3 separate regions of the Mus musculus genome follow, and all the other regions are linked to region 3. Evidence: chromatin loops called from intact Hi-C (ENCODE). Cell type or tissue: left cerebral cortex. All regions are shown on one strand.

Region 1 (8,000 bases), 220 kb before region 3:
TCTTCCAACAGACCGGAGCCCCGCCCCAGAGAGACCCCCAGGTCCGACAGGGACATCCAGCCACGCCCCAGCGGGCTCCCAGCATCTCGCGCCTGGAGCCCTGTGCTCCAGAAGATCCTCGGTGCCCAGCTGGGGGCTCCCCGCCCTGCTGAGGGGGCGCTGCCCAAGAGGGACCCCCGCGTCCCGCGGGCCCCGGCAGGATGCACGCCGCCCTGGCGGGGCCGCTGCTAGCCGCCCTCCTTGCCACCGCCCGCGCCCGTCCGCAACCCCCCGACGGAGGACAGTGCCGGCCGCCTGGATCGGTGAGCGAGCACCAGCCCTGCCACTCTCCCGCCTGCCTGGACACTCCAGCCTGAGGGGCCAGGGTTTGGGACCAGCCTTCTCCATTCAGCCCACTCGCTCCACCTCCGCCCTCTGGGCACAGCCTGGGCTCCCTTCCCTAGCATCTGTCCTCCCGGACTCCAAGTCTGAGCCCAGCCCAGATGGTTCCTTCTCCACTCGCGGACAGTTTCCCCTAGACTTTTGGTCTTGGTTGGATGGATCCCCTCTCTGTGTCCGCTTCTAACTCTCCTGTCTTTTATCCTACCTTTACCCTTTGGTTGCCTTCTTCTGACTTCATCTTCCCAACACCTAGTACCCTTTTCTACACCCTGACTTCCAACCCTTTTGCTGTTTCATTCACACAGTGCCCCAGGCCAGGCATCCCTCCCTCTCCTTGACCCTTTTTCTGACCTAAGGCTGGATCCTCCAACCCTGGTGCTCATTCTCACTCCTCTCCCTCTGTACCCCAGACCCTACCCAGTACCGATTGTCCCAAATGCCCCTGTTTCCTGAAAAGGGTAAGATATCATAGGAGAGAAACGGAAATGACAGGATGAACTTGCTTGTCTAATATTTTCCTAAGGGCACCAAGTAATTATTGCTTCTCCCAACTTTCCTCTCCAAACCCGGCATCTCTTGATATTTTTTCCTGCAATGCCCTTATCTTCAAATATAGATTAATGCGTTGGCAATCATCCTGAACTAGATGCCAGGAGACGAGAATACTGTTGCAGGATCTTCCTGTGCTACCCTATTAGCAGGGCATAGGTTGGCCTTGGGCAAGGTGCACAGCTAGCAGTCTGCCTTGTGCAAGAAACCAGCTGGATAGCTGGTAGGCACTGTCTATTGTGCATTCACATTTGTAAGGTTTGTTGGTAAACTATGGTTCTGTGTCCACCACCCACAATAAATACTTTTCATTTGTGCCAGAATCAGGGAGGAATATGTTATGAGTTGACCTAAAGTTTGTTAAGTGGTCAGTGGTCACTCCAGGGACTTTTCTAGATGGAAACTGACTTTGCTTGGGAGATAGTCCCCTACTCCTGTTTCTTTCCAAATCCTAATTGATACTGGAAAAAACAACCATAGTGTGTGCCTAGGTCACAGACAAAGACAGACTTGGAAATGGAGAGCTAGGCTCACCTTTTTGGTGGGGGGAGTTTAGAAAGCACCCAGAATATGTATGCTTCCTGGGGTTAATTCTATGAAATCCTCTCCTCCCACACCAGCAACTGAGACTTGCTTTGGCTTTGCAAGATTTTAAAACCCTTTCTCACCTATGGTCTCAGTGAGTGGAGCAAAGTAGCTAACACCCGTGACCTGCCCTCCAAGAAGAAAGCCTTACCCACCCGATGAACGGGAAGGAGCTGCTGAAATAGGTGTGCTATTTTTAATAGGTGTTCTGCTTTCAGAGTACTCTTGGCATGTGTCTTCTAATGGCTGTATTTAAAAGTTATATGACTTCCTCTTTTCTTGCCAGAGCAGGACTCTTGGTCCCCCCCCCCCCACCCTACACATGAAACACCCTGGTGAAGGTTTGGCTTGGCCAAGCATGAATGTTCTCAGGTGGTGTGGCAGCCCTTGGCTTTCACAGTGAAAGCTAGTCATAAAGAGAGCCTCCTTTCGTTGCCCACTTCCTCCGTGCCTGGCACCACTCTGAGGGCTTCAGATATGTATGTTCTGTTTTTCACTCCTACCAATAACTCCCATTCTCACCCCCATTTTGCAGAAGAGGAAACTGAGTCTGGGAAGTAGAATGATATACTACAAATTATCCAACTAAGAAAGGACAAAGCCAGCATTTGAATGTGGAACTTTTAGCTTGGAAAGCCCTTGCCAGCGGGCCTCTGCCTTCTGGCCCCATCTACCCCTGCAATCTCTCAGTGCCAACCCTGGCTCTGCCCTGCTGCCTTTGGCCTCACTGATCTGCCTCTCTTCTTCTCTCTCCATGTAGCAGAGGGACCTGAACTCCTTCCTGTGGACTATTCGGCGCCATCCTCCAGCCTACTTGTTTGGCACCATCCACGTTCCCTATACCCGAGTCTGGGACTTCATCCCTGATAATTCCAAAGCAGCCTTCCAGGCCAGCACTCACGTCTACTTTGAGTTGGATCTGACAGATCCCTATACCATCTCAGCCCTGGCCAGTTGCCAGCTGCTGCCCCATGGGGAGAACCTGCAGGACGTGCTGCCAAGGGAGCTCTACTGGCGCCTGAAGCGCCACCTGGACTATGTGAAGCTGATGATCCCCTCCTGGATGACGCCAGCACAGCGCGGCAAGGGGCTGTATGCTGACTACCTGTTCAATGCCATTGCTGGTAACTGGGAGCGCAAGAGGCCCGTGTGGGTGATGCTCATGGTGAACTCCCTCACGGAGACAGATGTGCGCTCCCGAGGTGTGCCTGTGCTGGACCTCTACCTGGCCCAGCAGGCTGAGAAGATGAAGAAGAGCACAGGGGCTGTGGAGCGGGTTGAGGAGCAGTGCCATCCTCTCAATGGGCTCAACTTCTCCCAGGTAAGAACCGACTTGCCAGCCTAGCTAGCGGTCGGTCCCCAGTGTCTTGGTCTTAGTCTCTGATCTTTGTCATGCTCCAGCAGACAGCCAGAGTCAGGTCCCATCCTCCCTGTCTCTTACCCCAAGCAAAAGTATCTCTCTGGTCCTGAATAGCACTGGGCTGCTCTACTGGGGTCAGGGGAAACTACTACATGCCAGAGTTTGGGTGTTTCTTTCCATTTCAGTGGTTCCCTGTTGGGGATATCCACTCTCCACCTGCTGTGCTTGCCTGAGCAGAAAGAATTTCCCTGGGAGCATCAGAGTGATTCAAAACAGAAGGAGGGAGTTGCCCATTTGCAGCAGTCTTCCCCAGGCCCTGAGGGCTTCAGAGAACAGGGCTGTCCTGAGGCTGCTTGGATACACACCTGTGGGTGTGTTTATAGAGACTACACAGAGGTGCCTAGCCTGTGCTGTCAAGGAAGGTTTTGTGGACTTGGCCTCCACCAGCACTGCTTTGCTGATTAACACTAAGTTCTGCATGGTTCCCTGGGCCTTTGCTAAGCTCTGTGACTCTGGGGCTGCCTCCCTAAGACGGGGGGGGGGGGGGGGGGGAACGGACTTCCAGTCAGCAAGGAGAGTTTGTGGGTTATAATTTCAGAGAAATGTGTTGTCTGAAGTTTGGCAGTTCTGATTTCTGAACCTAGGGAGTAAGGGAGAAAGGAGGGGTTTAAGAAGTTTAAAGTCTCTGGCTGTCAGAGACCTGATTCAGCTAAATTCATTAAAAGCCTGTCCCCATGGGCAGAGGTCATTCACAACTCACTAGTCCCAAACTCAACTCAGAGGCCCTGGGAACAATAAGTTCACATCTGTGCCTAGAGAACGGAGCTGTCAACCCACGATGGGAGCTCCAGGACTTGGGACTCCTACAAGGAGGCCCAGTATAGGTTGATGCTCTAAGCAAAGTGTGGTCTCATGACATGTGTGGTCATCATTAAGGAGAAAGACTCATAAAAAGACTGGACCCCAGACTCTATCCCTGGAATCAGACCCAATTGCTCCAGAGATGTTGCAAGTGCGTCACCAGGGAACTGCTGTTGAAGCCGATCCCCCTTCCGAGATCTCTGGCCTTTGTTTTTCCAGGGGAAATGCAATATTGTCCCCAGGGAGGTAAGAAGCCAGATTGATTTGCCGGCCAAATGAAAGGCTGGTTTGTGAGTTCTCCTGCTGGCTCTCCCATAATTGTGGAGTCCTTACCCAGAGGGCCCGGTGGCAGGAATATTGGGGCAGTTAGTCACGCCCCGCAGGGTTCTGACTATGCCTGCCTCCATCTCCACGGGGAAAATCCTGTGTATTCTCTGCCCCAGCGCCGAGCCCTCTGAACAGAGCGGCACTTTGCTTCTGAAGTGACTTTCCCCTTGCCAGCCTCGTGAGCTGATATTATCTGTGGCAGAGGGGCCCCAGCACTCACCGCCCATCTCATTTTGGAGGCAGTTTTGTGGGAGGCCTCTCTGCCCATAGTCCTCATGTCTAGCCCCCAAAGATATCTATTTTAGGTTTGGGAGGTGAGGGATCCACTATCACTCTCTTTGTACCAACCACAGGGGAACCTGACAAGGGCTGAAGGAAGTATTGGAGCTCTCTGGTTAAACAGTCCCTGGCTTTAATCTGTCTCTCTTAAAACAACAAAACTATCTTTCTTCGGGAGTCTGGAAACACTGCTGTTCAACCAAATGACGGCTCTGGTGGGTTGAAAACATTTGCTGCGAAGTGTGTGAGCGTATGTTTTAAAGTTACTGAGAACCGTTCATCGGCCAGTGAGGAGCCTGCTGACAGTCTCCAAAGCCTATGTTTGAAGATCAAACAGACTCCAGTTTCTGTTGCAAAAACACTCCCACCCCACCACCAGCCTGGGCCCGCTCTTCAAATTGTTGGGTCCAGCCTCTTGAAAGGGATGTAACAAACAAGTCTCAGGCAAAAGAAAACAGGAGTCCACTCCTTTCCTAATCTGCACACCCTTCACCACCTGCCCAAGAGCCTGACGGCACCAATTTGTCCTCATATCATCTTGGAGTGAAGTGATGAAACCCCTCCTTTATCCTCTTGGGCAGCCATGGGTGAACTGGGAAGAGAGGGAATCCAGAGCCTGGGCAGATGGGGTCGGTAGGGATCTCCAACCTGAAAGTCAGAAATGCCACTGCCCTCTCAGTAAAATTGTATGCATGCATGCACAGTGTGATAGGAACATCTGTGATGCGTTATTGGGCTGAAATATCTGTTATGTGCATCAGATTTTTATTTTTTCTTTCCTTGAAGCATTACTGTTATTGCAAAATCGGGGGGTGGGCAGTGAGCAAGGAAGATGGGAGGAAATGCTTCAAAGACAGCTTTTATGCTAAAGCCTGAGATTTCAGGTTTAATTTTATGTATTTTTTTTCAGGGTCAAATTATGCATTTCGCTTACTAAGTAGAGAACAAAGTTTCAATTGGACTTACGGGGCCAGAGAATGGGGGAAGCTTGGGAAGTTGGTAATTGCTTAGCTCGCAGGAAGAGCAAGCAGGTCTAGTGAGAGGTTTTTGACCTTTGATTTCAAAAATAAACTCAAGGTGCTAGATTCAGTATCACTAAGATTCTACCATGTGACCTTGGACAAGTCGGTTCCTCTCCTTGGGCTCAGTTCACCCTGCCTGTGAAATCAGACACCAGGATTAGGTCATCTTTCATGCCCCTTCCAGCCCTGACATTCCATAGGACCATTCTAATCAATTGCACGTGCCAGGCACCCAGCAGGAAGCTCCATGTGCATTTCCATCTCATTGAATTCTCCCTGTAACCCCTTGGCTTTCTAAGGTGGGCACCGAGTATGGTTGAATGACTTGCCCAAGGCCACATGGCTAATAAGGAACAGAGCCAGTCTGTGAGACTCTAAATGACTGAAGAACTTCCTATATGTGGTTTCTGTTCTTGGCAGGGAGTCTTAGTGGGCTCCAGGGCAGGGGATAAAGATTGCTACATGAGAAGTGGGCATGCCTGTCTTTCAGCAGCCATATCCACTGTCCAACTGGTGCTAGACAACATGAAGCTGGACTGTGTAAAGGATGGGGGAGAAAGAACACAGTCCCATAACTGCAGCTCTCCAGGAGGCCGACCGAGGCAGGAGATCATAAGTTCAAGCCTACCTCAACAGCAGAGTGAGTTCATGGCCAGGCAACTTAGTGAGACCTTGTCTCAAAATGCAAAGTAGAAAGATGGTTAGCTCAGTGATAAGTACTTACTGGATGTAGAACACTAGACACTAGATTCAATCTCTAGTACTACAGAAAGTGTGAAGGTGGCAAGCCCCTGCTTTTGGAAGCCTGGGGTGTTTAAACCTTTAGGCCAGATCTTATGACAGTCTTAGGACCTGGAGATCCTTATCAGCTTTGCTTGCTTTTTCCAGGGACTGATACTTGTTGCCACTACTCTCTCTGGGGCAGTGGTTCTCAACCTGTGGGTGGTGATCCCTTTGACAAACCTGTAACTCCAAAAAGTTTTAATTAAGATTCTAAACAGCAAAGTTGCAGTTATAAAATAGCAACAAAAATGATTTTATGGTTGGGGGTCACCACAACGTGAGGAACTGTATTACAGAGTCAGAGCATCAAGGTGGGACTTTCAGTCCTTCCTCTTCTGTCCACTCTCACTATATGGTGAAGGCACTGACTGAGAAAACTCTGAGTTAAGTGGTCTTTCTAGGTTTGGTGAGAGAAGAAGGATCACACTACTCTGTCCACTGCTGGGTTTTACCATCATGCCCTGGCACTATCTGGTGTCTGAAAGCCATAATTGGAGTCTGCTGAAAGTGCACAAAATATTTGTGAAATTCTTCAGTCTCTTCCTCAGTGAGTTAGAAATCACAGAATCAATTGCTGAGCTCTATCTTTGTGCTGGGTTTAACATTGGACCTCAACGTCCCTAGGGAAGTGCTAAAAGCTTTATTGTCATATCTACTGTAAAGACAATAAGCTAAGACTTGAAAAAGTTGGGTCATTGGCTTGATCACATACACAGGACCAGGGGATCAAGAACAACCATTGCTAAAACCTATACTCTTTAATCTACAAGGTGGTTTGATTTTGTTTTGTTTTGTTTTTCATAGTTCATGATATTATCTGGTGAATATATATATATATGCATGTATAGATATATATGTGTGGTATATCATTATGGATACAGTAAAATATAAAATACAAAAAGAAAAAAATAATTTTAAAGTACTAAAGCTTTCTCCCTCTGGCTTAAAAATTAAATCTTAACATATTCCAGTATAGGAGTTCCCAAAGATGTTCTGGGTATCATCTCCCAGAAGTTCATCTCCAGCTTCCCACGAGACTACTGTGAAGATAGCCCTCTAATTTAAGCTAAACCTGTAGAGTTAATACTGAATGGTCTTCTGAGTTTACGTATAGTCAGAGCTTCTGTATATGTGTCTGGTTAATTAATAGATAAAAAGTGCATTCTAGATATTTTCACAATGAATGATAACTGATGGCCAGCAGCCTATGATATGCATCTTTTATTCCCTTCTATAACCCAGCATGGGTGAGAAAATGAATGTATAAAGGAAGGATGCATAAATCACAGCAACAGGCCTCCCTTTGTAAACTTCAACAGCTTCATTGCATCCTGTAGGGACACAAAATAGCAAAATCATCAAGTGAGTTGTTCTGGTCCCTAAGAGATACTACAACAAAACATCTTACACTAAGTTGTTCATGATTCTAGAGGCTTTGAGGTTGACGATCAAGGTATTCAATATGTGATGAAGGCTTGTGCTTCATAGATGGAACTTCTGTGGTGACATAGATAAAACCACATGGTGATAAGGGACAAGAGAGAATGGTGACTTTCCTTGAGCCTCTTTATTAGGTCAGTAATTTGCAAGGCTCTGTCACCATGACTCAATCTCTATCAGTCAGAGCCCTATCATCACTCCAGGGGTTAGGTGTAAGCATGTAAATTTTGGAGAGACACAGACATTCAATACATATAGTATAGGAAGTTCTGATTCAAAGCAAGCATGCCTTTTCTACCTTGCCAATGATGTGAGACTAGTCACTTTCCTTCCACGAGCCTATGTTATCTCTTTTTTCCCCATCACTGTATTGAGCTAGGCACTTTCCAGTGCCAACTCTGTTCTGCCTTCTG
Region 2 (8,000 bases), 170 kb before region 3:
TGCAGGATTCACAGTAACCAGGAATGATCTAGCCTAGATACCACCCACAGATCAATGCAACAAGAAAATGAGGTATATACTCACAGTGGATGCCAGGCCGTAAAGAAATGAAATCATGACATTCACAGTAAAAGCCCCATGCTAAGCAAAATAAGCCAGATTTGGAAACATAATGCCTTGTTTCCTCTCATATGGACAGCTTAGATTTTAAGATATATATGCTTGTATGTGTGTGTGGTGTGTCGTTGGGGGAGGCCTGCACAGGTCAGAGGAAATCCTCTACAATCTATTCTTTCCTTCTTTTATTGTGGGCCAGGGATTGAACTGGGGATGTCAGACTTGTCTGAAAATTCCTTACGCCACTGAGCTTAAGGGAGGTGGGATATTGGGTAATAGAAAAGCAGTAAAGAGAACTGACTGGGAAAGAAGGGAGCCAGTGGTAGGGGCGAGAGGGTAGAATTTAAGGGTCCAGGAGAAGAACACTATAGAAGGAAAATGTATGGAGATTCTATGGTGAAACCCCATAGTTTGAATGCTAACATGAAATTTTAATTTTCAAGAGTGAAATACTTTAAAATCACTTTCTCAATTGCACCAGCATGTTTTAAGGACCCAGTAGCCATGTGCATGTGTCACATGTATTGGAAACCTTGGGCCCAGAACATGCCTGTCCTTAAAGAACTAGACAGTCTAGCCTGCCTCATAGTTTGTCTACTGCTTATGAGAAGTTTGAGCCAGCCGATCCCCATGGTGCCAGGTTACCAAGATGTTGTGGCTCTTCTACCCCTCAAGAGGCATATTGAGGGCCAGAAATGGTGGGTAGGAAGCTCAGCCAAGAGATAAGATCTCCCGAATGAGGATACAGGAAATGATTTTCTTCAGGGGCACATTTAAAGCCTAAGCTAACATTTAAAGGATATAAGGTGCCCAGTTACATTCTAAGTAGAGTGGCCTGGATGACAGTGTGTCCCACAATTCCAAGCTGATGGCTGCAGAATGTGTTTGCGCACATGGGGTACTTCCAGAAAGTCATTACTACCAGAGCAAGGTCGAGAACAACAGGGACTCCCTCATGAAAGGCATGGAATGGCTGGAAGGTGGGAGATGGCCTTCCCTTCTACTCCACTGACTTCCACCTCTGCTCTCAGAGGAGCTCAGACCCAGGGGCCTTGCTGAATGACCAGATCACATGACTTGAGCCACTTCCAGGACTTTGGACCTCAGTAGTTGCTAGAACGCCTGTTTTCTAAGCTGGTTACTTGACAGCTATGAACTTGTGTAACCCTTGCCTGACTCCAGCAGCCCCTGAGAGATAGGGACAGTTTATCCCCATGCTAACAAGAAGAAACAGAAACCTTCTCAGAGTCCCTACCCTCACCCATGACCACTTGTCTCTGACCATTGCAAGTTCTGATATATCATGGCTGTGACTGGATGAGCTACATTCTCTTGGTAGCTTGCTGTCTCGCTCACAGGCTCCTCCCTGAGCTCCTTTGCTCCTGTGCTGAGCCTTTGCATCATTACCCATCATGGATAGTCACCAGCACACATGTGAGCTGTACGATCCTCTTCTACAAACAACTTGCTTGGCCCAAGTTCCCTCTCAGCTCCTCCCAGATCTTGCCCTACCTCCCAATTCCCTATATCGCTCAAATTCAATGAGTTGGACATCCTCACAGTCTCTCCTTTCCTCCTCTCCCCTTCTCTACTCACCTCCCCTAGTCTTCTCAGCTCAGCTCCACTACCACTGCTGCCCTGGGATCACTTTTCCTAAATTTGATCATGCATGCTCTGTTTGACATACCCTCCCTGTCTACACTTCAGATACTCCTACCCCCTTCCAAAGCCTTCAATCCCATGCTGGCATGTCACTTGTTTCAAGTGTTTATAATATGGCACCCACAAAGGTCTTAGGATTTGGGCCAGGATTCACAGGAACTAGGTAGATCTGAGCCAACTGGAAACATGGTGGTTACACCTCACGTTATATTACTAATACTGATCTGACCATCAGGAGCCTTAAGTTTAACATGTTTATGACCAAACTCCAATTCAGTCTTTTCCCTCAGGTTTCTCAAAACCTCCCCTCCCCAAGTTTAATCTCGGTGAATGCTTCAAAGCCAAAGTGCAGGAGCTCACCTTAAGCTGTGCCTCTCTGCCCCAATACCAGACTATGCAGGAAGGCCAGCTGCAATGAGTACTACTACATCCTGCTTCTGCTACCTTCTCCAGTACCATCACCTCATCCTAGCCCCCTAGTAAGTACCCCTCCCATGATGCTGCTTCCTCCACAGCTATTTTGTAGAACCCACAACATTGAGCTAGGTCAGAACTTACTTTTCACCAAGAATCAAGGCCAAGGCCTGCAGTGGACTCCAGGCTTTCTGTTGTTGGAGCCTGGTAGATCTCTTTCTGACTTGCCACCCTCTCCACCTGGCAGCCTCTCCATCTTCCTCTAGTTCTTTTGCTGTTCTGCTACTCCTCAAAGGAGCTCCCATTCTCCCCTCTAGGCCCCCTACCTGGCAGCTCATCTCTGAATCATCACATGGCTGCCCTTCTTTAAAACATCTAGTCAAAATATTCCCAGGACATCCTCAGAAAGTAGCTCTACTATCCCCGTGTCCCTTTTCTCTGCTTCTTCTTCTTTCATGGGAAGGAAACAGATGGGGGCAGGTTGTCATGACCTGACTTTCTGAGCTATCTTTTGCTACCATAATAAACCATTCTAGACTTAATGGATTACTGTCTCCCATCCAGTTCCTAAGCTGTCAGCAAGACATTCTGGCAGTGGGCACTCATTTTGTAAGTTCTCCAGTGCCCTTGGCTGTAACTACTGTGACATGGAAGTTCTGCCCTATGGCATACTCTCAGGGGCTCACTACATAGTGTCTCCAGAAACATGGCTCCTTACTCCAGAAACTTTACTCCTCATAGTACCGCCTAGAAATCAAACAGTGCAAATTCTGCTGGTGTCAGAACCTTTATTCTTGAACCCTGAACCAGAAAACAGACTTCCACCTCAGTCGAAGTAGAAACTAATATCCTAAACAAGATCACCTCTCTTGATGAGAACAGCCCCAAAGATCAGAAGTGGCCCCTGCAGTCTGCTTCTCTAACCTTCTACCCTGGTCATCTGTTGCTTTGTGTGTTTGTATGATTCTCTGAGATGCAGGCTCTGAGCAGGCCACAGCCTTCCCTTCCTCGTTGCTTACCCTGTTCATAAATCACCTGACAAAAACATAATGGACAGAGCAGTGGCCACATGGAGAACAAGCCACTTGTTTCTTTCGAATGTTAGGTTCCTTTGGAAACAGTAGAAATAACCATTATTTTTGTTTTGTTTTATTTTGTGGAGCTCTGGAATGGTCCAAAGCCAGAAGAACTAAAAGGACTCCAATTTGGCTCTAAGATTCTGTAGCTGTGCCTTTCTTTTCCCCACCAGGAACTCCACCTTGCTTTTATTTCTCATCTGAACAATTGTGCCAAGAAGACCATGAGCACGGCCTTTGGACGTCCCACAGTGAATAGCCCACATCAGGGGATCTGCCTGTGGTCTGACAGTGGGGCTCTGGATTAGTCCCTCTCCCTCTCTGGTCCTTGACATCCTCGCTACTCAGCGCCCTAGAAGTGACAGAGGAGTGGATGACTTGCAGCTTTTCTGAACTCTTTTCCAGGACTAGGGCTGCCTGGAGGCTAAATGGGGAATTAGGCTCTGTATGTATGCTGCCAACAAAGGAGTCATGCTGTCACACAGCTGCTCCTAAATCTGTCCTTGGTGGAGCTTTAGAGAGGAGGGAGGGGGCAAGGCATGGCTAACCATCGCCTGCACTGTGCTCCCTCTTCACATTCTCAAGCTGACAGTGGCCTTGGCCTGCATCAAGCTGAAGGACAGGGGATTGCTAGAGTGAGCCAGGAGCTAAACACTGATCCATGGGGCTCACGATACAGAGATGTGGAGTGGTCTACATCCCCGAGGAAGGAGCTATGCTCCTGCCCACCTCTGGGGCTATGGCTTTTTCCAAGCTGACTTTCCTCATAAATCTTAGGCCCCCTGGTCTTTCTCTTTCTTGGCGTCTTCTGTTTGACATGGACGGTATTCAGGGAATTGAACTCTAAACCTTGGCTGGCCGTGCCATACACTTTACCTTCAGGTGGGAGGGCTGCTGGTGTGAGTTCCAGGAAACTTAAGATATACTCTTCAGTCTACACTGAGCCTGAGCACATAACTGCTTGGGTACTGAGATCTGGAAGAGGAGAGAGAGTAAGTGTGGGAGGGGGGAAGAGGAAGAGGAAGAGATAGAGGAGAAAGCCAGTCTATAAGGCAGGTCCATTTTCGTATGAAAACAGTGCAGGGAATTGTGGGAGCATGTAGCTCAGGACAGCCAGAGTAGAAGCAGTTATGCAAGTGCCAGGAGTGATAGGAAAGGTATATAAATAGAAGGAACAGCATGTACAAGAGCCCAGGAGACAAAGAGGAGTATCATGAGGCTCCCTGGAAAACACGGAGGTGCTGGAAGCCACAAAAAGAGGTGTGGAGGAAGACTATTCCAAGAGAGGGACTAGTGTGGGTTAGGGACATTGAAGTACAAAATGCTGGGGGAGGTGGATTACGTGGGAGTGAATATGAATACAGTGAGCAGGGAGGGAGCGCTCAGGCCTTGGTGACATTGGCCTGATGGGAGGTAGCAGACACGGTTTAGAGAGATGGGAATTAAGAATTTGATAGAAGATTTTTTTGCAGTTTCCAGACACTAGACAGTCATATGTTTTTACCAGGCTTTGTAGATGGTGGGAAAGAGAATCGTGTTAGCCTTTTTCCATAAAGTCCAGTCCCAGCCTCACACAGGGACAGGAGCCCCTTGAGTTGCTTAACACCTCCCCCCTTTCCTCTCTTTCTCTCTCTCTCTCTCTCTCTCTCTCTCTCTCTCTCTCTCTCTCTCTCTCTCTCTCTCTCTCTCTCTCTCTCTCTCTCTCTCGTGTGTGTGTGTGTGTGTGTGTGTGTGTGTGTGTGTTCCATGTCTACCAGGTCCCAGACACTGGCTCACAGTGGCTCAGCCAGCCACCTGAGGGCAGCTTTGTAGAGTGAAAGTAGAGGGACGCTTAGTAGAAGGAGACCAGGTGTTACTGTGCATACATTAGATGGTGACAGGATGCCTGCTGTACCAGCCTTGGGAGATCATGTGTGTAACCAGACAGGAGTGGGCGTGACAGTGGAGAGATGTAGACTGAGCTGTTCCCAAGCCTCTCACAGTCTTCTTCAGAAAAGACACGATAAAGTACGACACAGGGCAGGGCTCTGAGACAGTGAGACTCCAGAAGATGGGAATGAGCTGGGTGAGGCAACGGAGTCACCCAGGACTCTAATCCTCCTGGCCCCTCCATTCAAGTAACTGTCTGAGAGCCAGACGTTTCTTTGCTTCTGGGTTCTGGGTTCGTCTTTTGTCTCAGCTTAGCCCTGGCTGTGTAAGCAAAGGCTGCACAGACTTTACAGGAAGAACGTCTCTGACAGGAACAAAACCTTTGAGGAGGAAATCAACTGTGCTCACAAACCTACCAGCCATCAGGTCCAGCCAAACAGGGAAAAATACCAGGCTGAGGGACTCCAGCTTTTTAAGTTTGCCCTTAGGGAGTTGCCTGGACAGCAGTTCCAACAGGGATGTCAGCAACAGACTTGTTTGAAGAGAGATGGGGTTTGTGTTAGTCCTTGAAAGGAGCCAGAAGTTAGACACATAGATGGACACATAACCGTACCAGCTCAGGGTGAGGGCCTGAGGGGCATCTCATCCGCACTTTCAGAGTGGTCCATGTGCTGCCCGTGGGTACCAAACTAACTAGTTTGCAGACTAACTTCCTTCTGGGGAGTACCACTCAGATCTTTTCAAAATATAGGCCTCAGGTACCTGAGTGTCCCCTGAGGGAGCTTTGCCCTCTTCTCAGCATTGCTGGAGGCAGAGAAACAATTTTTTCACAGGGTCTTGAGCTCACCCATTCCAAGTATAGAGCCCAGAAGCTGAGGAAAACAGAAGGCAACTTTTGTGATCAAGAAGTATGTGAGGGGAATATACCGTACAGGAGATCTGCTATGAATGCCATTAGGTCCTCACCAGAAACATAGCGTATCACCCCTATTTTACAGACGGCAACATTAAAGCTCAGAGAAGTTACCTAGCTTTCTCTCCAGGTAACAATGCCTATTGATGTCACCAAAGGAGGAGCTGAGCTTGGGTCACTCTAATTTCAGGCTCTGAGACCTTTCCTCTGTACTGCACTGCTTGCTGGCCCCATGCCTGTCACTATTAATATGTGGTGTGGTAGAGCTGAGCCGTAGTTTCTCCACTGGCAACATGGGGGTGACTGCATACTGGGGACTAGAACTGTATTTCTTGAATTTGACTGTGGCCATGAATCACTTGAGGACCTTGTTAAATTACAGATTCTAGTTTATAAGGTCTTGGCTGAGGCATACCCATGTGCCCAGGACACTGTCAGTCTACAGAGCACATCCTGAGTACCAAAGGCCAGGCCATCTCTAATGGCTTCCCATCCACCAATATAGATACAGACTGGAGTGAAGAGCAGACATCTTGTTCAGACCACATTGATTCTTGGAATTCCTGCCTCATCTATTCAGCTTCTTGGAAGAGACCAGGCAAGGAGGAAATTTCTTCCCCTCACCTTACAGATGAGGAGTCAAGTTCTGATTTAAAACCAGGCTTGCCCTACTGTGTCACAGCCTGGCCCTGGCTCAGCACCCTTCCTTGTCTACTAGGTATCCCTATCATATGTGCCCTACTTTTTTCCTCCTGACAGTGTTGAAGCATCCTTCATGGCTTTAGGGATTTTCTGCTACAGGTGGCTTTGGCATGTGTCTGCTCCTCACAGGAAGCCTGAGACTGGATGGAGCCTTGCTTTCTGGAGGGAGATTCCAGAAGCAGGCGTCAGCTCCACCAGGGGAAGCCAGTCCTCCTGCCTGCAGGCTGGCTCCACCCCAGGACTGGGCATACCATGCTCGTGGGATGGCTTTGGGCTTGTTACTTGGAAGCGTAGATGTTTGCAAATGGATTTATGGTTCCCATGTTTACCATATTGTCAAGGAAACAGGGCTGCAAGAGACTGAGTCACCCAGAGCAGGAAGACTGAGCCTAGCATCTCGGGTGGTCTCCACCACCCAAGCCCAGGGACCACTGTTCACACATGCCAGAGAAAAGGCCAAGTCAGCCCTGTCCTGCAGCTCTAACTGGAACACACCCCCTTTACATAGTCTCTTATCTTCTTTTATCTTCTTGCCTTTCTCTATTTGTAGTTTTTCCTAGACCTCCAAGATACTTAGAAAGAGTTCTTTTATACGAGTATGTACATACACACACACACACACACACACACACACACACCATCTGCTCTTGCTGTGAAGGGTGTCTGCCTCATGGTCATATAACCAACCCTACACTCGCCTATATTGCGCCTGTGTGTATTTTCATGCTATGTGATCCTGTCTTCATGAGGATTTTGCTTATCATCCACTCTTTGATCCTAGGAGCAAGGTTTTATACCCAGCTTATGCTTCTCAGTGGAATACATAGCTACCATTTAATAATGGCTGCTAGACTGAGCCTTCTAGAAGAGGAGGAGGGATGGGGACAGGGATTCTGACCTCATGGAAATCACCTTGGCTTCTTTCTTCTGTGAAAACCATTGAGTGCTTTAATCCCTCAGGGATGCTCAGCTCTTACCCATAGTTAGCAGCCTCCTGACAGGATCCAGAAGTGCTGTGGGTGAATTCTCAGTGAAGGGGTTATAGAAGGACAGGCCTCCATTGGGGCTGCTTAGACTAGCAGTCCTACTATGTGGAATCTCCCTAGCAAACCAAAACAAGTGAAGACAAAAACTTTCCTAACTAGGAGCCAGAGTCTGTGGGAAGGAGCCTTGAACCTTCTCCAGGTGCGAGGAACACTCAATTCCTGCAGCCTCCAGGACTTGACCCAGCATATTCAGAACACAGT
Region 3 (8,000 bases):
ACAGAAAGACAAGTTGCTTTTCTCAAGTCTGACTGCAGGATGGCCATGCATGCTATGTCTGCCAACCTACCCAGACCAGCATAACCATCTGGCCATCTCCATATCCTACACAAATTACAGACACATAGTTTGGAAGAGCACTATGAGAAACAAACATTCAGATAGCAAAGCACCCACTGGAGCCCACCCAACTTGAAGAACTAAAGCTTGGATTGTGCAGTACAGGAGCACAATCAGAGAAGACCTTCCACCAAAGACACTGCAGGAGCTGTCACTGAGAGACGAAGCCACTGAGCAGACAGATGGCAACTTCAAATGCAGCTGGTTTCATCAGGACACATACCTCACCCATCTTGTGCTTTCTCAGCCCAGTCAGCCCTTCCTTCTGGCTCTGCTGCCACTCTGTTTATAGTTCTTTCTGACTACTGTGGCCTTCATTCACAAGGGGGAGTCTGCATCCTATTTCACTGGGCCCTTTGGTTTGAATTTCCTCAGCTAGCTGTCTGACCCCAGTCGCCAGGTTGCAGACACACCAAGCACTCCAATACCCCTTGTCTCAGCCAGGAGAGGACCTTTCTTTCCTCCAAGTCATCTTCCCACTCACATACAGGACTCCAGGCTTCTCCTTTTACCTGTCCTGGGACTTCGAGCCATCCGTCGCCCCTCTCCTTTGCCCTCAGCCTCTCCCTTTCTTTAGTGCCCTTTTCACTATAAAAACAGTATCAAGTGTCCCTCAATGTCAATAATGTGAAGAAAAAAATCTGAATCCTAAAATCAAAACCGTGAGCAATGTACCCTTTGGGGTTCTCTGAGAAGCATCTCTGCTTCCAAAGCCAGTTTGGACTTATAATGGTGTTTACTCAAAGAGATAAAGAAAAATGAAAAGTGTTATTTTTGTACTTAAATAAAGTTGATCATTTGGTCTGACATCTGGGAAGATGCATTTCCACCAGGAAGCGGCCTACAAGCATAAGGCCACTGGTGACACGCTGTGGCTGACATGCTCACTCAGCCAGAGGTCCACCTAGGACATTAAAGCCCATACCAAACCTCATACTTGATTGAAAGTTGCACTGAGCACTAGCTAATATGTTTTCACCAGCCTCATTATTCCCAATGTAGGGAAAAGTAATCCCATGGCCAAATCACTATATTGCATACTCTCCTACATCTCTAGGCTAGAGATTCAAGTTAAGCCTAAAATCACTTGCTAGTATTGAAGTGTAATGTTTGACTACGTCCTTCAGCAACAGCTCTTCTCAGCTTAGCTCCAGCCCTCCCCCAGCCCCATCACAATTAGGTTCTTGCATGTGCACACAAAAGAAGATATTCAGTGAGTCTCTTCAGCTACCTTTGCCTCCCCAAGAAGTTATGTGAACATTCCCATCTGCCTCTTAGATTTCCATGTCAATTTTAGAATTGGAATTTGATCTTTAAATAGTATTCTTTTAAAATAAATAAATAAGTCTCAAGGGATGTCACATCTACCTCTGTTAAACCAATCTGTCCAAAGTAGAGACAGTGTCGGTGACCACACCTGCACTTGACAGAGGGCCTGTTCTGTATCAGTCAGTCACAATACGAAACAAATGAGCCATATTGTAGTAGCTTCAATTGCAAGCATTTTCTCTGCTGCATGTTACCATTGGCTGTGCTCAGCTTAGCTGTTACAATGTAGATTCTGCTAAGTACCTGGCCACAATGCAGAATGGCTGAGTATGTTACTTCTTGGGCAGGCTGAGAAGGTAGTGACTTTCTTTAGCAATCACCAAGACACAACATCCTTTAGGTTCACAAAATCAACTATGAAGACCAAGACATAAGGCTACTCCCCTCACTATAAAAATGTGTGGCAAAGCCTTGACTATGGAATCCTGATATATGGGTTAAAGAATTGGGGCCAGACATGAAAATCATCCCGGCAGCCAGTGTGTTCCAGCTGTCTGAGACTGGGTGTCTCTATCACGTGGAGAACGTAAACCTTTCCAGCACTTACATGATGAGCCTGAGGCGGGAGCAGGATTAAGATGCAAACCTGGCCATTCAGTCCGTAGAGGCTGTGGAGTCAAGGAAAGAGCACTTGGACTTGAAGTCACATGCCCACTGCACTCACATGGATACCTAACCTGACACAGGGCTCACGGAATCCTTTGAAATCCGTTATCCATTGGATCTGATAACTTCCTCAGAAACGTGCCATTCCCCATGCCCTCTTCACGTCTGCACTGGGCAGACCACTGGTGGGACCTCTACAGCAAGCTGTGGGTGTTACTCTCCTGTCAGATATTAGCCTCCACTGGGCTTCAGTGTCCAACAGCCCCAGTTCATCTTTCTTGTCCCTGACTTCTTGCCCTCCTTACAGTATCCATTCCATACCTTGCCCCTCTCCACAACCCCTGACACCCTGCAGTATCTTTCAGCTTTGTTTGCAACCTTGCTTTCTACTTCACAGTAAAACCAAACCCCTCTGATGAAAACCTCTCCTCCTCTGCTCACAAACCCACCCCATCTTTCTCTGCTTCTGCTTCTCTTCCAATACTTCCCCTCCAGCTGAGAAAAGATCTTCTCTCCCACTCCTTTTCAGAGTTCACATCGTCCCTTTTCCCTTTCCTTAACTGATCCCTCCAAGCAGATCATGAGCAGCAACATTTAACCATGCACCAGTCTTTTACACCTTAAAAATAAATCCTTTCCTGGACCCAGCAGCCCCTCCCAGTTGCTGTTGCTGTGAGGTTTCTTAGCTATGATTTGGACAAAAATAAATCAAAGATGCTGGAACACATCACAAAACTATACAAAACTGTTCATAGCTGCCTTAGTCAGAATAGCCAAACATTGGACATGACTTTAATTCCCACAGTGAGTGGAGAAATGTGTGATAAACAGTGGATACTCCATGCATGAGGGCTGAATTGCTACTGCAGACCCACATACTTTCTGCGGGGAGCATACATTTCCCTCTACTCAAAATGGAGGGAAAGAAGTCAGATACAACACTCCGAGTTTGTATAAAATTCTCAAGCAGGCAAACTAACAGATCTATCTAGCAAGACGCCCCCTGGGGGCAGGGATTTAGAAAGAAACTGGATGCAAAGGGGTACAAAGTACCTTCTAGGGGTGATGGACATACACAGGCTGATTGGAACAGTGATCCCATTGGCCTATGCATTTCTCAAAACTCACTGGATGACACCACGTTCACATTGACTTAAACATGAGAGACCCACCCTTCCAAATTCAGCTTGCTAAAGTCACCAGCAGCATCTCTGTCAATCTAACAAGCATGTTCATGTGCTAGCCACTCTCCCCTAAAACTCCCATCTTCTCCAAGTTTCTGGGGCTCCATCTCATCTTCAGTTCACTTCTTCCCTTTCTGTCCAGCCTACTTCAGGAGAACACCTTCATCTGTCCCCCTAAAACACGAAGCTCCTCAAGGCCCACCCAGAGCTGTCTTCCCCAGTCCACATTTCTTACTGGTGACTCATGGTGATTTCCCTAGGCCATTCCTCCAAGCTTCGGACCTGTTTAGCATCTGCACTTTAGAAGACTCTAAAGCCATACACTGCATTCTTCTCTTCCTTCTAGAATAACAGAGGAAAAGGCCTTATGGATCCTACAGAGGGAGAGAAACATCTCAGCTTTAGCCCCTTTTGAAGACTGCTTGAGTATCTGGCCACAAGCCTGCTTTGTAAAACTCGCATCAATATAAATCCTTGGGAAATGGACCCTGGTAAACATTTGGGTCAAAATATCAAACGTACTCCTGCAGAATCCCACCCACAGAGCCATAGCCACCAGAGCAAAGTCCACCTTGAGGAAAGCCACACTAGTCTGATGGTACCTGATGCCAGCACGCTCCTCACAAGAAAGAAGAAGCAGAGTGGACGCACCGTCATATAGCAGGCAGGCCCTCAATGATCCAGTGTGATGATCACACCTACTGCTGAGAGAAGGCCCCCTCTTTACATGGCCTTGCCTGCTCCTGAGCCAAGGAAGGAATAATGGGGTGAGAAGGTGACAGTCCCTCCAAAAGTATCAAAAGTGGCTGGTCTTCTCATCCAAATCTGATCATTTTCCAAAGGCTACTGCCTCTGCGATGTCACTGATACCAGTTCCTCTCGGTGCCGATGTCAGGTGTCCATTCATACCAAGAGTCTTCAGTCCCCAGTTGTCATTCTCTGGGACTCGTCTCTCCCAACCAGTCCCACAGTCCCTTCACTTAAATAACTATACTGCCTGATACACAGTCTCCTCACTGGTGACCCCCTAGGCCATTTCCATCCTTAAACCAAAGAAAGCTTTTCAACGAACAACTCTGTACCCAGCTCCTACCTTGCTCGGAGCCCGCAACTGCTTTCGGTACTCTCAGGATAAAGGCAAAAATCTTGTGTTGTGTCAGCTAAAAATCCCCTCCCACATGTCCAGCTGACTCCTTTCAGCACAGACCTCTGTAGCTAGGCTCCCTCCCTCATCTCTCTCTTCTTGTTCACTCTCAGCATCTTCAAACCTCAGCTCTACAGGACAACCATTCTTAGCCATGTGTTCTCACAGATTAGCTCAACACTTTCACCCCTGGCCCCTAGCATCTGTCTCAAACATACCGTTGCCTATTCACACAAGGGTCAACTAATGCTGGCCATTCTTGTTTCTTATAAGCTACATGGTTTCAGGGGTGCAGCTGCTCAGCCCACCACTTTATCTGTATCACACCATGACAGACCTCGGGTGGAACTTAGTAAATGCTCATTGGGTGACTGAGTGAATAGATGAATGAGACCTTAGTCTAGTTTGTCTTTTCTGAACCAAGCACAAGCTGTGGCCTCCTCCCTAGTCGTTACCTTTCTGCATCTGCTTCATCACATTCGTTTTCTTTTATTTCTTTCTCTCCCAAATTTCCAGTAGCTTTACCCAAACACCTCAGCCTAAAACTTTTGCAGCCACAGTGCCACCTAGAGTCCACCCATGAGATGGGCCAGTAGCCAGAAAGTCCTGACTAGTCCAACCCAGTTCTGCTCTGTACTGCTCTGTACTATATTCTGAATCTATCTTCACCTCTTGATGCTGCACTTTTCTGGCTTTGAGATGACGTTGTTCCCTCAGTCCCCTACGTGCCCCATGGAGACTTTAAGCAGTGCAAGGAAGAATGTGGGTGGGACTTCCAGTGGTATCTTCCTCTGGCATCCCGCATGCCTGCCCTTTCCTGCAACTCCATCATTCTGTTCCTTTCCATTCACCTTTAGCCAATCATTTAACAGATATTACAATGTCACAATTGTTTAGTGAGAAGCAATCATGGTTAAGGGCCCATGCAAGATCTCAAATTTAACTTGCTGTCGCCAAGGAGATCATTCAAGAGAAAACAGTTGCTTCTCTTATGCAAAACTGCCAGCTTTTCTCTAAAATTATCATCCCTACTCTGCAGTTTAGATCAAGTATTTTTAAAGTCCACATGGTGATCCCATCACCAGATGCCCACACATAAGGATGCAAAGCACATCAAGGAGTATAATGGTAAGTAGGCAGAAACAACCACCCTGCCCCACCATTGAAGAATGGTGGGTAGCTGTGGCATGTGCAGCTCCATGCATAAGAGTATGTGGTACATCAAAGCATAATAGAAAGTAAGCAGAAACAGCTAACCTGTCCCACAAATGAAAACTGGATAAGTAATTATGGGATGTGCAACCTCTAAAATTAATGCACAGGAGTGTTTTTACCATAACACGAAAGCTGCTTTGTATGCTAAGTTCAGAAAAAAAATACAGAACTTTAACTTGTATGCAAAGTGTTGTCTCCACCATGTAAAATAACAAAAGGTGTGGAAAAATCTAGTACAGCAAGATATTCTCAGTAGTTATCCTGGGGGGAGGGTCTTGTTTTCAAAAATCTCCATAGTGAGTTTAGTTTAACTCACAGTAAAGTGTTACAATAAATCTGAAAGAAAAATTAATATGAACTATATATAATAAACATATATTTGCGTAGTTTTCTGAATAATCTTTCAGAGACTCAAAATGTCTCCAGACATTTCTTCTCCAGAGTTCTGAGGTCTTCTGAGACTTCCCAGATTCAAAGTCAGGAAACTCAGGAGCCTCTGCATAGCCAGGGCCTCAGCCAGCATCTTCTGGGTGCTTAGCAATATGGTTGGACCCCAGTGATAGGGAAGAGACCTCACCTGCTGTGCTGCAAAGGAAGCCTCATCTCAGTCTTGCTTGACTGCTTCTCCTCACCATTGCTTTGAGACTCTCTTCAGCGACACCTTGTGTTGTGATCGTGTAATCACACAACAGGCACTGAGTGGGTCTCTGTAGAACCAGGCACCAGGTAAAACATTAGAAATCTGCTGAATCCGAATCCCTCCATGCTTGGTGCTTGCAATTACCCTGCTTCATTTAAGCTTCACTCAATGAGGAAGAGGAGGAGGAGGAGGAGGAAAAGGAGGAGGAGGAGGATAGCACTATTATAACCATTTATAGAGAAGAGAAGAGAAGAGAAGAGAAGAGAAGAGAAGAGAAGAGAAGAGAAGAGAAGAGAAGAGAGGAGAGGAGAGGAGGGGAGGGGAGGGGAGGGGAGGGGAGGGGAGGGGAGGGGAGGGGAGGGGAGGGGAGGGGAGGGGAGAGGAGAGGAGAGGAGAGGAGAGGAGAGGAGAGGAGAGGAGAGGATTCTGGAATAACACTAATAGAATACTGGGGTTTTTTTCTAAGTTATCTCTCACCGGATACAAAGATGGATTAGTATTAAGAATTGTACTAATAGGAATTAGTATGGGTGAGGAGTTGTGGATTCCTCAGAAAGTTGCACATAGTACTACTGGAAGATCCAGCAATACCTCTCCTGGGCATATACCCAGAAGATGCTCTAACATGTAATAAGGCCACATGCTCCACTATGTTCATAGCAGCCTTATTTATAATAGCCAGAAGCTGGAAAGAACCCAGATGTCCAGAGGACAACAGAAAACAACAGAGGAATAGATACAGAAAATGTGGTACATTTACACTTAGCTATTTAAAACAATGAATTTAGGAAATTCTAAGGCAAATGGATGGATCTGAAGGCTATCATCCTGAAATAACCCAATCACAAAAGAACACATGATATGTACTCTCTGATAAGTGGATATTAACCCAAAAGCTCAGAATACCCAAGATACAATTTGCAAAACACATGAAACTCAAGCAAAAGGAAGACCAAAGTATGGATACTTCGATCCTTCTTAGAAGAGGAAACAAAATACCCATGGAAGGAGTTACAGAGACAAAGTGTGAAGCAGAGACTGAAGGAATTACTATCCAGAAACTGCCCCACTTGGGGATCCATCCCATAAACAACCACCAAAAACAGACACTACTGTGGATGCCAACAAGAGCTTGCTGGCAGGAACCTGATATAGCTGTCTCCTGAGAATCTCTGCCAGTGCCTGACTAATACAGAAATGGATGCTCACAGCCATCCATTGGACAGAGCACAGGGTCCCAAATGAAGGAGCTAGAGAAAGTACCTAGGGAGCTGAAGGGGTTTGCAGCTCCATAAGAGGAACAACAATGTGAACTAACCAGTACCCCCAGAGCTCCTTGGGACTAAACCACCAATCAAAGAAAACACACGGAGGGACTCATGGCTCTACCTGCATATGTAGCAGAGGATGGCCTAGTTGGTCATCAATGGGAGGAGAGGCCCTTGGTCCTGTGAAGGTTCTATGCCCCAGTATAGGGAATGCCAGGGCCAGGAAGTGGGAGTAGGTGGATTGGTAAGCAGGGAGAGGGGAGAAGATAGGGGGGGGTTGGAGGGGAAACTAGGAAAGAGGATAACATTTGAAATGTAAATAAAGAAAATATCTAATAAAATGTTTTAGATATATATTTTAAAAGAAAAAAAGAAAAATAAAGATATCCTGTATGCCTGGATGCTGCTGCTTCTGGAAACCAATGTTTATCATATAAAAATCTGAGTGCCGCATATGGAATACTTTCTTATGAACCATTTGCCAGGGAAGCCCC

Evidence for each region. Peaks named below come from ENCODE experiments on the same cell type or tissue, not always from the same donor. Only the 100,000 strongest peaks of a DNase experiment are listed, where the experiment ranks them.
Region 1: it touches region 3 in a loop (2.8-fold over the local background); 19 of 42 quality-filtered maps call a loop at or near these places.
Region 2: it touches region 3 in a loop (2.4-fold over the local background); 8 of 42 quality-filtered maps call a loop at or near these places.

Annotation. Positions count from the first base shown.
Region 1 is chr4:114,406,618-114,414,617 of GRCm38, forward strand. Trabd2b (TraB domain containing 2B) reads left to right here and starts at 107. Exons shown (of 7, transcript NM_001085549.1): 1 at 107-302; 2 at 2,276-2,836. The coding sequence starts at 201. It overlaps Gm33710 (a long non-coding RNA gene), which reads right to left. Exons shown (of 4, transcript XR_376557.3): 4 at 7,354-7,478. In left cerebral cortex, no CTCF peak of the experiment used is centred here; DNase peaks (open chromatin) are centred at 178, 365, 1,075, 4,221 and 1 more place; H3K4me3 peaks cover 1,500 bases; H3K27ac peaks cover 2,201 bases.
Region 2 is chr4:114,456,104-114,464,103 of GRCm38, forward strand. All of the region lies in intron 2 of Trabd2b (TraB domain containing 2B), which reads left to right. Among named protein-coding and RNA genes, the nearest start is that of Gm33710, 35 kb to the left of the region's middle. In left cerebral cortex, a CTCF peak has its summit at 3,720; DNase peaks (open chromatin) are centred at 3,712, 4,507, 5,186 and 7,001; H3K27ac peaks cover 4,100 bases.
Region 3 is chr4:114,631,095-114,639,094 of GRCm38, forward strand. The region is part of intron 1 of Gm33655 (a long non-coding RNA gene); the gene reads right to left. Among named protein-coding and RNA genes, the nearest start is that of Gm12829, 45 kb to the right of the region's middle. In left cerebral cortex, CTCF peaks have their summits at 3,070 (motif pointing left), 4,955 (motif pointing left) and 6,267; DNase peaks (open chromatin) are centred at 329, 2,711, 4,489, 4,680 and 3 more places; H3K27ac peaks cover 1,010 bases.